2 separate regions of the Homo sapiens genome follow, and region 2 is linked to region 1. A link is a contact called in ENCODE POLR2A ChIA-PET data. All regions are on one chromosome and are shown on one strand. Each heading gives the region's core, a stretch centred on a gene start or an enhancer-like site at or near the end of the contact. The rest is flanking DNA. Distances are from core to core; before and after follow the strand shown. Region 1 holds the start of ADAMTS5 (ADAM metallopeptidase with thrombospondin type 1 motif 5). Region 2 holds the start of BACH1 (BTB domain and CNC homolog 1).

Evidence for each region. ChIA-PET counts read pairs that join two places held with the same protein, here RNA polymerase II (POLR2A).
Region 2: POLR2A ChIA-PET joins it to region 1 with 7 read pairs in IMR-90. The contact joins the promoter of BACH1 here to the promoter of ADAMTS5 in region 1. POLR2A ChIA-PET finds 5 or more read pairs at or near these places in 2 of 52 experiments (BJ and IMR-90).

The regions. Positions count from the first base shown.
Region 1 is chr21:26,962,313-26,969,427 of GRCh38, reverse strand. It overlaps ADAMTS5 (ADAM metallopeptidase with thrombospondin type 1 motif 5), which reads left to right and starts at 2,340. Exons shown (of 8, transcript NM_007038.5): 1 at 2,340-4,140. The coding sequence starts at 3,037. LOC124905050 reads left to right here. Exons shown (of 3, transcript XM_047441063.1): 2 at 1,458-1,984; 3 at 2,344-2,772. The coding sequence ends at 2,772.
Region 2 is chr21:29,294,162-29,300,485 of GRCh38, reverse strand. BACH1 (BTB domain and CNC homolog 1) reads right to left here and starts at 1,564. Exons shown (of 5, transcript NM_001186.4): 1 at 1,533-1,564. It overlaps LOC105369299 (a long non-coding RNA gene), which reads left to right and starts at 1,750. Exons shown (of 2, transcript XR_937652.3): 1 at 1,750-3,880; 2 at 4,144-4,308. RefSeq lists a silencer at 1,130-2,039.

The sequences.
Region 1 (7,115 bases), core at 1,091-3,590:
TCTGTGTCTATCCTGTTCTCCCCATGTATTTTTAAATATTTGAATAAACTGAGTACAAATGTCACTATATAATTAAACTTAAAGGCATAATATTCAGATTCAGGATTCAGCACGGTGTTTGTGAAAGAGGAGAAAAGCTTCATTAAGAAGAAAATTCAAGCCGTCACTGTGTCTCATCAGGTGGGAGAATCCCTGGAGGTTATGAGTTCAAGACCATCAAAGAAAAGAGAATCTGTTGGAATTTCCTGAAATCCTAAATAACAAAATCTATCTGTGAATGAAAATAATTGTAATTAACAAATTTTAACCACTGTCACCTAAAATGCCTATTAAAATGATTCTTTGGCATGAACAATGACAAAATTGTTAAATTTATTGAATCAAGGTTGTATTAGAAATGGTGTTTAGTGCCAAATATTGGACTCCTTTTCACTGTAACTGGTTAAAAAGATAAAAGTTTGCTATTTGTAGGTGCAAAGCAAGGACCACAAAAGAGAACGGCTAATGCAAGGCTCAAAGGCCTTGGTGGGATAGAGAAAATGGCTGGAACCTCCTATTCTGACCCATCCAGCTGTTAGCATTGGCCTGGGTCAACTGGCCACTGAGAGGCTGAGGCATTGTGGAATTATAAAGCAATGGCCTTCAGCAATAGTAACTTCCTCCCTGGTCCTGATGTATTTCAGAATCTATCAGGGGCTGTTGGGTGTCCCTAAGGCCCCAGTGATTTCTTTATTTATAAGTTAAAACAAGATGATACATCTGCCCCTCACAAGACTCCAGAGGGTGTTCCCAGGCACACGGCAATGGGTATTGTTGCCGGGCAATTCTGAAATTCCTTCCAGAGGATTATTGCCACTCTAAGAACCTCCATCAAGCTCTGGACCCTCATGGTTCCCTCCCAGAGAAAGCGATCAGCTTGGGGCCCCATTAAGGCACCCGCCCTGCTATCCCCAGCGTAGCCAAAGTTAAACGTAGAAAAAGATGGAAATGTACAAATTACACCACATTCATTTTTCACTGGTGCATTAGTTAATTAGCCTGAAGAATAATTTGGGCATGGAGGGAGCTCTTACCCCTACAGTAGAAGGTAGACCTTCTAACCATAAGTCGTCGGGTTTTCCTTCTCCCTTCTTAGAATGATAATTAGAGGAAACAAAGAGGTCAGAGGAAACGAGTAGCAGTGATAATGTCACCCGCGTACTAATAAGCACCAATCTTCCTTCCGCCAAAAGTATTCTTTTTCTTCTAAAAGGAATTTCTGAGAATGAAGGTAGGTCAAGGCCTATGGCGATAAGTGGTTGCTTTAGAAGAGACAAAAACAGATATAGGAATTTATTATTAAAGTATCATTTAAGCAAAAAATAAAAGTATGAGCGCAAAATTTTAAAATCTTTCAGGGAAAAAAAATGAGCGGAATTCCCTCTAAGAGTTAACTCTTTCTCGCTCTGCCTTTTTAGAGCAAAGGAAGTTCCAGTGGGCTGGGAGTAAGGGACAGATTGTGGACCCTGACGAAAGGCGTGCTGGAGAAAGCTGGGAGCCCGCCGTTCGCACACAAAGCTGCGGAGTTCCCAAGCGGCGGGCGTTCTCGCCCCGGGGTACCGCAGCGCGCCAGGAAGCGCCCTGGGCTCTCTGGCTGTCCAGCCGCTCTGCTGGTGGCCGGGAGAAGTTAGTCACCCGGAGCCCGAATCCGGCGAGCGTCAAAGCATCAAGAGGCTGGAGAATGGGGAGGGAGGAAACCGGGTGCCGGGACGGAGGGGAGGAAGCGAAGGGAACGCGGTGGTTAGGGGACGCACGGGAAGCTGAAAAGCTCTGGCTGGTGGATGGAGTTGCACGGTCTGCGAGGCCAGAGCGCACGGGTGTGCAAAGGGGAAAAACTTGCGGCAGGAACTTCCCACCGAGGGCGAGAAAAGCAGGCAAGAAGGAGGCAGGGAGAGACTTGAAACGTCTCAATAACTTTAACCAAAACACCCGTTCAGGAGATGAGGTAAGCCAAGGTTAGCCAACCCCAATTGGTTGTGAAATATCAGACAGACCCGGAGCCGCTGTGGCTTTAAAAGTGGCCAAGGAAATCTGTTTTTCTTGCCCCATTACTTTTTATTTTCCCCTCTCCCCTCCTACCACCTCGCCGGGTCCCAGTCCCTTCCTCCTACTTCGTCTCCCTTTCCTCGATCACCCTCCTCTTTTGCCCTCCCCCATCTGATTAGGCGCGGACTGGGAAGGGTGGGAGTGGTGGGGGAAGCTCTCCCTTTAAGAGGCAGCGTGCAGTGACGAACTGTTGAAATTGCCATTGCAGGATGGCATGCCGCTATAAATTCATTGTTCCACCTCCTCGCATCTTCACAGCGCTCGCGCTGCTCTCGGCGCTCGCAGCTGCCGACTGGGGATGACGGCGGGCAGGAGGAGACCGCAGCCGAAGGGACACAGACACGCCGCTTCACCAGCTCGCCTCAGGCTGCCCCCCTGCATTTTTGTTTTAATTTTTACGGCTTTTTCCCCTCTCTTTCTTCCCTTCCTCCTGGTCCCAGCAGAGCCAAGGAAACCCACAAAATAAGAAAGGAAGTGGGCCCCGGAGCTTGGAACCTCCACAGCCGGCTTGTCCAGCGCAGCGCGGGGGCGGGAGGCTGCGCGCACCAGTTGCCAGCCCGGTGCGCGGTACCTTTCCTTACTTTTCTTGAAACAGCGATCGTGCCTGCATTTGGTGGTTTTTTGGTTTTTGTTTTTTTCCTTTTCCCGTATTTGCTGAATCTCCACTATCCGACTTTTTTTTTTTAATCTTTTCTTTCCCCCCCCCCCCACCCCACCTCTTTCTGGAGCACGAATCCAAACATTTTCCCAAGCAACAAAGAAAAGTTCGCACGCTGGCACCGCAGCCCGGACAGGCTGGCGCTGCTGCCGGGCCCCCCTCCCTCCGACACTTGACTCAATCCTGCAAGCAAGTGTGTGTGTGTCCCCATCCCCCGCCCCGTTAACTTCATAGCAAATAACAAATACCCATAAAGTCCCAGTCGCGCAGCCCCTCCCCGCGGGCAGCGCACTATGCTGCTCGGGTGGGCGTCCCTGCTGCTGTGCGCGTTCCGCCTGCCCCTGGCCGCGGTCGGCCCCGCCGCGACACCTGCCCAGGATAAAGCCGGGCAGCCTCCGACTGCTGCAGCAGCCGCCCAGCCCCGCCGGCGGCAGGGGGAGGAGGTGCAGGAGCGAGCCGAGCCTCCCGGCCACCCGCACCCCCTGGCGCAGCGGCGCAGGAGCAAGGGGCTGGTGCAGAACATCGACCAACTCTACTCCGGCGGCGGCAAGGTGGGCTACCTCGTCTACGCGGGCGGCCGGAGGTTCCTCTTGGACCTGGAGCGAGATGGTTCGGTGGGCATTGCTGGCTTCGTGCCCGCAGGAGGCGGGACGAGTGCGCCCTGGCGCCACCGGAGCCACTGCTTCTATCGGGGCACAGTGGACGGTAGTCCCCGCTCTCTGGCTGTCTTTGACCTCTGTGGGGGTCTCGACGGCTTCTTCGCGGTCAAGCACGCGCGCTACACCCTAAAGCCACTGCTGCGCGGACCCTGGGCGGAGGAAGAAAAGGGGCGCGTGTACGGGGATGGGTCCGCACGGATCCTGCACGTCTACACCCGCGAGGGCTTCAGCTTCGAGGCCCTGCCGCCGCGCGCCAGCTGCGAAACCCCCGCGTCCACACCGGAGGCCCACGAGCATGCTCCGGCGCACAGCAACCCGAGCGGACGCGCAGCACTGGCCTCGCAGCTCTTGGACCAGTCCGCTCTCTCGCCCGCTGGGGGCTCAGGACCGCAGACGTGGTGGCGGCGGCGGCGCCGCTCCATCTCCCGGGCCCGCCAGGTGGAGCTGCTTCTGGTGGCTGACGCGTCCATGGCGCGGTTGTATGGCCGGGGCCTGCAGCATTACCTGCTGACCCTGGCCTCCATCGCCAATAGGCTGTACAGCCATGCTAGCATCGAGAACCACATCCGCCTGGCCGTGGTGAAGGTGGTGGTGCTAGGCGACAAGGACAAGAGCCTGGAAGTGAGCAAGAACGCTGCCACCACACTCAAGAACTTTTGCAAGTGGCAGCACCAACACAACCAGCTGGGAGATGACCATGAGGAGCACTACGATGCAGCTATCCTGTTTACTCGGGAGGTAGGTCCAGCCGGGATGCGGGGGTCCCAGCGCTGATATCAGGAGGTAGGTAGAAGGGAATCTTGCTGGTGGCTTTGCTTCTCCCTCAAACCTCCTGCAGCTGTGGATGTGTTTAACTGCTTCTTGCAGGAAATCCAACCAGCCTTCAACTCTGCTCCTGTATTCACGTTAGCCCCGCAGAAATTTTTGCCTTAAATGCCAAGACTTGCTTAGGTGATGATGAAGACCCAGTAGTGCTGCATGTCATCTAGTCTGAGGTGTTGTGGCATAGGAACGTAAACATAAGAAGGCACAAGGATGCTTGGGGAAATGATACAGTTAAATGGGGAAAAGGAAGGAAAACAAAGTTGCCTTTGGGATCATGGGTCTTCTTCTTTCCAGTGAAAATAAAATATAACCTTGTCCCACCTAATGGAAAGGGCTGGATGGTTCACTCACGGTACTCACTGTTATCCGATGACCTTCTTTTGTAAGTGTCCACACCTTTTTACTAGAATCCCTTCTGTTACACAGAGGATGAGAAAACTTTCTCAAGGACTCTTTTTCCAGGTTGGATTCCTAATGGAGTTCTTACATGTCCACCTTGGAATCTCAGTTCCTGGGAAGGAAGGAATGTGGGCGGGCCAGCAGGGTACAGAGACCCAATCAGATGAGAGGACAAACTTGTGAGGTTCCTTAACAACTCCTTTGCTTAGTCGACCAGTGCGTCGCAAGCACTGCCCAGGCCAACTCCGCCGCCTAGGGAGGGTCACATCCCGTTTGCGTGTTTGGGTTTTGGATGAATATGTTTCCGAAGCCCCAGTGCAGAAGATCTGGGCGAAGAGTCAAGACAGAAGGAAGAAATGTTTTCCCAGCATTTCCCCCTTTTAAGAAAGATGGTTATGGGGAAGCAAAGAAATGGATCTTTAAGGCTCAGAGGCTCAGGGAGGAACGCAGTATCTATTTACACAGTATTTGACCACTACGTTAGTGTGACATTTACACAAAAAGTCTGGGTTGGTTTGGGGCCTGGCTTGCGCATAGTTCTAAGCCTCAGTTGTCACAACTCGACTCTGATTGGCAGTTTTAAGTTGTGCCTCTTAAATGCCTGGTAAGAATTGACTTCTAAAGCTCATTCTTTAAGTATTTGAGACCCATCCAGAATAGATTAAGGATTACAAACTTTGAAGTATTATGTAAAATCATGGTATGAAATGAAGCAAACAGAACAAGGATAGGAAATTAAATGATGGATTGCAGACTTTAGAATCACACAGCTTCGCTACCTAATTCTTCTATTTTTACTAAGGCACCCCTGGTATGAAGGAAAAGTGTTGATAAATTTGGAGTAGAGAAACACTTGTGGTTCATAGGGTGGACATTAATGTAAACCACATGTAAACAAAGATGCTGGAGGGCGGCAGTTTAGGGAGAGCCAAGCAGCGCGCAGTGCTGTGCACAATGGAAAACATTTTTTTCCTCATTAAGTGATTTTCTGGAAGCCATCCTTTAATTCCTCTGCACAACATTAGTCTTTGAAGCGGTAGAACATTCATTTGTAGCCTTCTCTGCAAAATGAAGTTCTGTAAAACTATCCATTTCTTGTTAGGTTTCCAAGCTCTTTTTTTTTTTTTTTTTTTTTTTTTTTTTTTTTTTTTTTTTTTTTTGGTAAGCAACTTTCCGTGTCTGGGGTTCCTTGCTCTGCTACATCACAAGAGGATGCCAAGAAGGAGGCTTTGGAGAGTTTATGGAAGGAGGTTCTCTAAAGGAAGAGGAAGAAATACTTTTGTAAGCATACTGCGCCAAGGAGTGGGTCATTTTAGTAGTTCACTTTCATTTTTAAACACAAATCCACATTTCATAATTTTAAAATAAATAAAAATTAATAGAAGGTCTGTTACTTCCTACCTCCTGCCCCATAACATTCCTAATTGTTTCCCAGAAAACAGGAAACTACTCAGTGATTCTCAATGATTTGTCGATTACTTTTTCCGAATTTGTTTTTTGTTTGGATAGTTAACTGTCCCTATTTTTCCAAAGTCTGAAACTTAACAGCATATTTTAAATAGATACAAAGCAAGGGACAAATAAATTAATGGTCCATCTTAATTTTTGTCAGTATTATAAGGACATGCATTTTTCAAACTAGTCTACACATGGAAAATATTTCACATGGGCCCTCTCTGGTCTCCTTGCCAAGCAGAAGCATACTTTTAGGAAAACAAATTTCATTTGTGGTTGGCCCTGTAGTATACACATCTAACTTCACAAGAAGCAAATATTTGAAATGCATGTGTATTTTCAATAGATGCGCCCAATTTAAAAGAGTGTTACTAATTAGGGGGTTGAAAAAAATTTCAAGGCATTTATGCAGCATTCATTTGAGAGTATTTCACAATGCAAAGTGAACTTTGCCTAATACTTCAGAGCATGAAAAAAAAAAAGAAGTCTGGAGGAGAGATGATCTGAGGTCTTCCATCTCATGAAAATCAGATTATCTTAAGGCCCAAAGAAAAGCTTTCAGAGCTATTTCCTTTTCAATGAGAAATACCCAGAGTTGGCACCAAGATTCTACTTTTACAACTCTGTTTTGAATGTAAGAAGTGCGTTGCTTAGCAGCCAGACGCCAAGCTATGAAATCCATGTTTTGATGGGCTCTGAGTCCTGCTCAAATTTAGGTCCAGATGTCTTCTCCTAAATTGCTTGTTTTTTAGGCATGAAGCGAATGTACGAGGATATGTTTTCTACCTCTGTTTACTAGCTGAGGCCACCTTGAAAGTTGCATCTGGAAGTCAGCAGAATAGAGCTAGTAACTCATTTATCAAACGATCACACTTCACTGTCAGGACTGTACCCAGCACTCCAGTACTATTCTAATTAGAGAGAGTTAGCACCAGTCAATTTCCTGGCATAAAAGCTGTTTTCATTCTGAAATGGCACTAATGCTGGAATTCACACCACTTCTGCCATCAAACAGTAGAAATCCAATCTCCCCA
Region 2 (6,324 bases), core at 315-2,814, 2.3 Mb before region 1:
CACTTCACCCACTGATAACCTGTATCAAAACAACCCCAGCTGGGTCCCCTTCAGCCTTCTGAAGCAACCTCTCTAGAGCGCTCTTTGGCCTTTTATAGTGGAGGCATGTGATGAGAGTATTTGCACCAGCTGTTTCTAATTACCTCTCAAGCTGGGGCGAATGACTCAGCAACCCAACTTTTTAGAGAGTCATCCTACCTTGTTAACCAACCAACATACCGAACAACAGTAAACCACTTGACAGAAACATAGGTTAAACAACAATACAAGAATCACTACGCCAAAGTCACCCTACTCCAAGCTGACTCACCGGGAGCCTTTCTTCCCTAAGCTTCTTCAAGATGTCCAAAGGCAGAAGTGGCAAGTGCCTTCAAGCCCAGCCCAGCCCTTGCACCACTACCCAAAGACCAGGAAGAAGCAAGCCGACCTCTTCCCATTTCTCTGCTTGACTATGTGAAGCGCTCAAGTGCTCTGCCACTAACACATCTGGGATTTCCACCCTTTATCCTTCTGAACTGCATTCAATGCAGACCCTCTGATGTAAAGGGTGTTCAAATACATGATCAAATTCCCATAGCATCATCCATGGGTAACAGTCCCTACCCCTACACAATTCTCCAAAAAGCAAAGCATCCTACAAAACATTCTTTGTTCCTCCAAGCATGACATTGTAGCTCGTTTTCCTCATACACGTTCTTTCACAATTACTACTACACTTTACCTGGAATCAGCACAAGTTTAACGCAGAAGCCTCACTCCATAAAAGCATTCCGCACAATTCTACTCAATGACATGAAACTGCCGTGTAAGAATGAGAAAGCAACGGCACTCGTGTTACATTACACGAGCACAAAGCTGGTGTCTCCAGAATCAACGCCCACTCTCACCATATTGTGCGAGGCTTAATTACAACGCGTGGGCAAAACTCCAACAAAGGGAGTCCTGGGCTCTCCGGTCCCCAAAACCAGTCTTCGCTAAATCCAGCTCAGCACGGTGGCCTTCTCTCCCCAGCCACAAACTCGGCTTTTCTTACGCGATTCCACGCGCGACAGCCACCGGGCTGAGTAGACGCGAGGCTGGGCATGCGGTGGGAGGCGGCGGAGGACAATACGGGGCCCCAGCCGCGAGGGCGGTGCTGATGTGTCACAGCCCGGGCGGGCCGCGGGCGAGGGGCCGGGCTGGCGCCCGAGGGCAGGGAGGGGGGTGGGGCAGGGACCCCGCGGCCCCCAGCCCCCGCCCGCCCCGGGTAAAGTACGGCGCGCGCGGGTAAACAACAGCTCCGGCAGTGCAGGGGGTTCGGCCGCCGACGGGACGCCCCTTCCGGCGTCGCGGCCACTTCCAGGATCCCGGCCGCCGGCGCCCCCCGCGGGCCCCGATACGTGCCCCCCGCGCCCCGCCCAGCCCAGAAAGAGCCGCCCCCGGCCCGCCCGCGCCTTCACTGGACCTGTCCGCCGGCCTCCCCTCACAGGCCCGCGGCCCTGACCGCGCCAACCCTCCCGGAGAAGGGCCGGCGGGACGGCCGAGCCACTCACCAGAGCTGAGGCGCGGCGCGGCCCGACTGACTGAAGCGAGAGCGCCCGGCGGGCGGCGAGGGCAGCGGTCAGGTGACTCACTCCTTCCGCGCGGCCAGCCGCCCCCTCCCTTCTGCGCCGCTCTGCTGCCGCCACCTCGCGGCGCCAAAACCCCGCCCGCCCGCTGAAGGCCCCGCCCCCGGCGCCGAAGCCCCGCCCTGCCGCCCTCGAAGCCTCTGTCAGCGAACGAGCGCGCGCAATAGCGCGGGGCAGGGGTCGCCGCGGCCGGAAGCCCACGCGGGGGGTTGCAGGGACGGGTCGTAAGGGGCGGGGCGGGCCTCGAGGAGGCGGCGGTGGGGTCCCCGGACCTCCGCGCGTGGCACAGCCCGCATCCTGAACTGACTCCCACTCGAGGACCACCTCTCCTCTCCCTTCTGAGGGCGGAACGGAAAGGCCAAGCGCCTCCTCGCCTCGGGAGCTGCAGGACGCCCTAATTCAGCCGAGTCGCCGCGTGCCCGGGTGCCCGCGAACAGCAGGAGAGAGGACGGGCGCTGGCCCCACAGGGGTCGCTTTACCCCTTGAAGAGCTCCTCGCTGCCTGCCCTGGGGGTGGTGGGCGTCCAGGTTCACAGGGTACTTGAGCTTGCTGGGGTGGGGGTGTGTATGAAGTGCGTCCAGGGTTTTGTGGAGCGCGTCTAGCAGTTGCTCTACTTCTTACTGACAGTGAAACAAGGGCGCCCACGACAGGTGTTCCCTTTTCGCTGTCGCTGCCAGGAAGCTTCCAGCCAGGTTCAGCGCCCAGTGGTGTCAGCCGGCCCATCTCGAGCCTTGGTTCCGCTGTCATCTTCTGGTGCTTATTCTGGTGTTTATCCAACTGTCCGTTTTGAAATTATGTTCCCAAGCCATTTAACACCTCTGGAGAACCAAAGCACTGGCTGTCAGCGGAGCGGGATGCACGCGCAGCGGAGGGGACTGGGCACGCCAACCCCACGAGGGTTCCTGCGGAGATGACACGGACCTTGAGGTCTGAAGCCAAAGGACGATTTGTGTGAAGGGATTTTATTGTTAGCTTTGGAGCCAGCAACAAGAACACAGCCCTGGAGTTCCCGGGGCAAAAAGGATACCAAGATAATAATTCAGGTATTACGACTAACATGACTGCATTTGCACCCACAGGCTGTGGGACTTGGGGACGTTTGAGCTACATCCAAAATACATGAGAAAATCACACAAGTGAAATTGGATGAGAGTGCGAGGGGTGAAGTGATACATTATGACCTAGAATTAGGGGAGGCTTCCTGGAGCAGGTGACATTTGCATTGGGTCTTGATTGGGAAGAGTGGAACCCAGCAGTCTAGATAGGGTCCAGAGGTAGGAGGTACCTCGCATCCCAGGCTGCCTCAGTTCATGGTGAGAGTGCAGATATTTAGTGAAACAGGAGGAAAGGACACTTGGAAATACACCATGAAAGAAGGATTGAAGTTCTTGCAGACACATGGGAGTGTCCGAGGCTTTATTCTCCTTCCACCTTGAGCCAGTGGAATTGCAGTGTCTTTTTTCTACACCTATGCAGTTTTTTCTACACCTGTGCAGTTTTTTCTAGGGGAAGATCAGACCCTCCTCTTTGGGAGGAACTCTTGCTTCTTTAGATAATAGCAGTGACATTTTCTAGCCTGAAAATTATGATGTATGCCCTGATAGGTTTAATTATTTGAGAAGTTCTCACAAAGGTATACAGATGTGCTAAGAGTATCAAGTCAAGTGAGTGACTCTCAAGCTTCATTATGGGGAAGAATATTTGGTTTGCTTGTTAAAATGCAGATTCCGGCCGGGAGCAGTGGCTCATGCCTGTAATCCCAGCACTTTCAAAGGCCAAGGCGGGCGGATCACGAGGTCAGGAGATCGACATGGTGAAACCCCGTTTCTACTAAACCCCAACATGGTGAAACCCCGTTTCTACTAAAATACAAAAAATTAGCCAGGCATGATGGTGTGCGCCTGTAGTCCCAGCCGCTCAGGAGGCTGACACAGGGGAATCGCTTGAACCTGGGCGGTGGAGGTTGCAGTGAGCTGAGATCGCGCCACTGCACTCCAGCCTGGCGACAGAGCAAAACTCTATCTCAAAAAAAAAAAAAAAAAAAAAAATGCAGATTCCTGGGTCCCACCCCCAAAAGATGCTAATTTTGTAGATCTGAGTAGGACCTAAGGGTCTGCATTTTTAATACTGAAGCATGTGGTCTTCAAGCTTATGGCATGTAGTAGGGACAGGACGAAAAATGAAACTGGAGAATGAAATGAAACCGAGTCAGTATGAGAAGGGCCTCATGCACAGCACCTGGAGTTTGGACTTCATCCCGTGGTCTGCAATAAGTGAGTAGAGGTTTCTAAGTCATGTGGTTATTTTTAAAAGCTAATTCTAGTATTGAGAAGGAATGGGAGTGGAAACAGATAGTAGGTTGAATGAAGGAATGAATGCAGTAAAATGCTCAGTGAAAGATGTGGCACTTTTTGTTTTCAGTATTCTCTTGCTTTGAACCAAAACCACTTAGAATGTATTTCTTTTAAAACCTGTATGTCAGTGTAAATATTCACAAACAACTGTATGTTCTGACCTATGTCTTCTGGACTTCCAGAGTTAGCATTAACATTATTAGCTGCCAGGCCAACAAAACCTTGAGTAATCCTGCAATACTCGGAATCAAGAAAAGTGGCTACATCATGGTCAACTTTGAAGAACATCAGCCTCAAGATCTTTTATACTAACTCATATGTTTATTAAAATCTATTACTAAAACAGATTTTTAAAAATTATCTTGAGGTTATAATGAGACATAGTGCTTCTACCTAATTCCTATTGGGAAAAAAAAATGTTGAGATTTGGGGACCAAGAAAAAAAATTCTGATCGCTTTTTTTTTTTTTTTTTTTGAGATGGTGTCTCTCTCTGTCACGCAGGCTTGGAGTGCAGTGGCATGATTTTGTCTCACTGCAACCTCTGCCTCCCGGGTTCAAGTGATTCTCCTGCCCCAGCCTCCTGAGTAGCTGGAATTTCAGGCACCCACCACCAAGCCCAGCTAATTTTTGTATTTTTAGTAGAGACAAGGTTTCACCATGTTGGCCAGGCTGATCTCAAACTCCTGACCTCAAATGATCCACCTGCCTTGGCCTCCCAGAGTGCTGGGACTACAGGCATGAGCCACCGCTCCCAGCTGATTGCTTTCAATTAGTATTGATAATAGTTTGAAACTGGGACAAGTAGCCTAGTCTTGGCAGTCTTTCTGCTCCTTAGCTCAGCTAGGTCCAAGTTCTTGTCTCACAACCAGGAAAAACTAGGCACACAGACACCGGAAAGTGAGTGGAGTGGAATTGATTAAGCAAAAGGAAAGCTCTCAGCAAAGAGCGAATGCTGGGAGCAGTTCCCCTACCCGAAAGTGGGAAAATCCCCTCTCATGTGGCTGAGCCTGGGGCTTTTATGCACTCAGAATGGGGAGTGCATGCTGATTGGTTTGTGAGTTTGCAAAAAAAGGTTAAAGCAAAGACACCACTCAAAGGCAGGCACGACAGTGTAGAAAACCAATTAGAAAGGGTAAGTATACGTAAAATAGGTGAAGGGTGGAGATCAGAGGAAAGCGTGCCAAACAGGAAGACAAGTTCTCAATCTAGTCTGAAAATTTAACTTGTAGTTTGGCTTTCAGGCTTTAAACTGTCTTCAGCTTGGAGGTGGGGTTTCACCGGGGACCTGCCTCTATCTGCCTAGGCGTTTGACTGTCTTCTGTTGCTGTCACTAGTAGCACAATATAAAGATTTTGTGCTACTGTTTCACAGTGATTTGCAATTAGTGCTTTTTTTTGTCATGTAGTTTTGTTTTTAGTGCATTATTCTTTAGGAGAATTTATCCGTGAAGCTTGGGTATCACAGCTTACTGCTATGTCCTTGATTTATACTTCTCATTGACTGTGAGAAGTGATGGCTAGTTTTCCTGCTGTGAGCAGGTTTGGTGATATACAATACCATTCGCAAGATGTTATATATGTGCATTGTCACATTTCTTTCAAAAATGATATTTCCAATTTTTCCAAACATTCATATCTTCTTTCTGGCCATCATACTGATTTTATTACCAAAATAAAATCTTATCATTAACTCTGAAAACAATTTAAATAACTATAAGCCATAGTTAGGGAATGATTTTTAATAAAACCTAGATACAAACACCATCATTTTCTCCTCTAATAGCAGGTTGTCTTGCCTGACTCTCAAAAATGAGGGAGCTAAATCATACAGATAGGTGACATGTTCATGGCTATAAGGAACACCATAGCATAATATTTGGACAGTAAGACATAATACATATCCTGAAAAAACTTTGATGTGTAGTCAGTGTAACCCTTGTCCCCTGTCCTCCTCCCTAACCTCAGGAAAGATCCACACTTCCACATTTATTCCCTACCCACCTTTGGTTTTGAATCCTCATTTCCACAGATGCAGCATGACATCTGTAACCCCTACAAATCTGCATACCCCTCCAGCCTTCCCAGAACTTCATTCCCTCCATCTTCATTGCCTTAGCTCCTTTTGTCTTTAAGTATTCACTCACTAAGTCAAGAAAATATTGGAGGGGGGGTGGGGCAAAACAACTAGGCTTTAAAGGTGGGGGATTACCCAGATCAACACAAGTCTCCCACTTGAACAACTGCTCTTTGACACCTGTACCCTGAGATGTGACTATGGATTAAAGTCATAGCACCCCTGCCTCCAGGTTGGAAAGTTTTATGGAAAATGAACATATTTTATTAGAAGACAATGAGAACTTCCT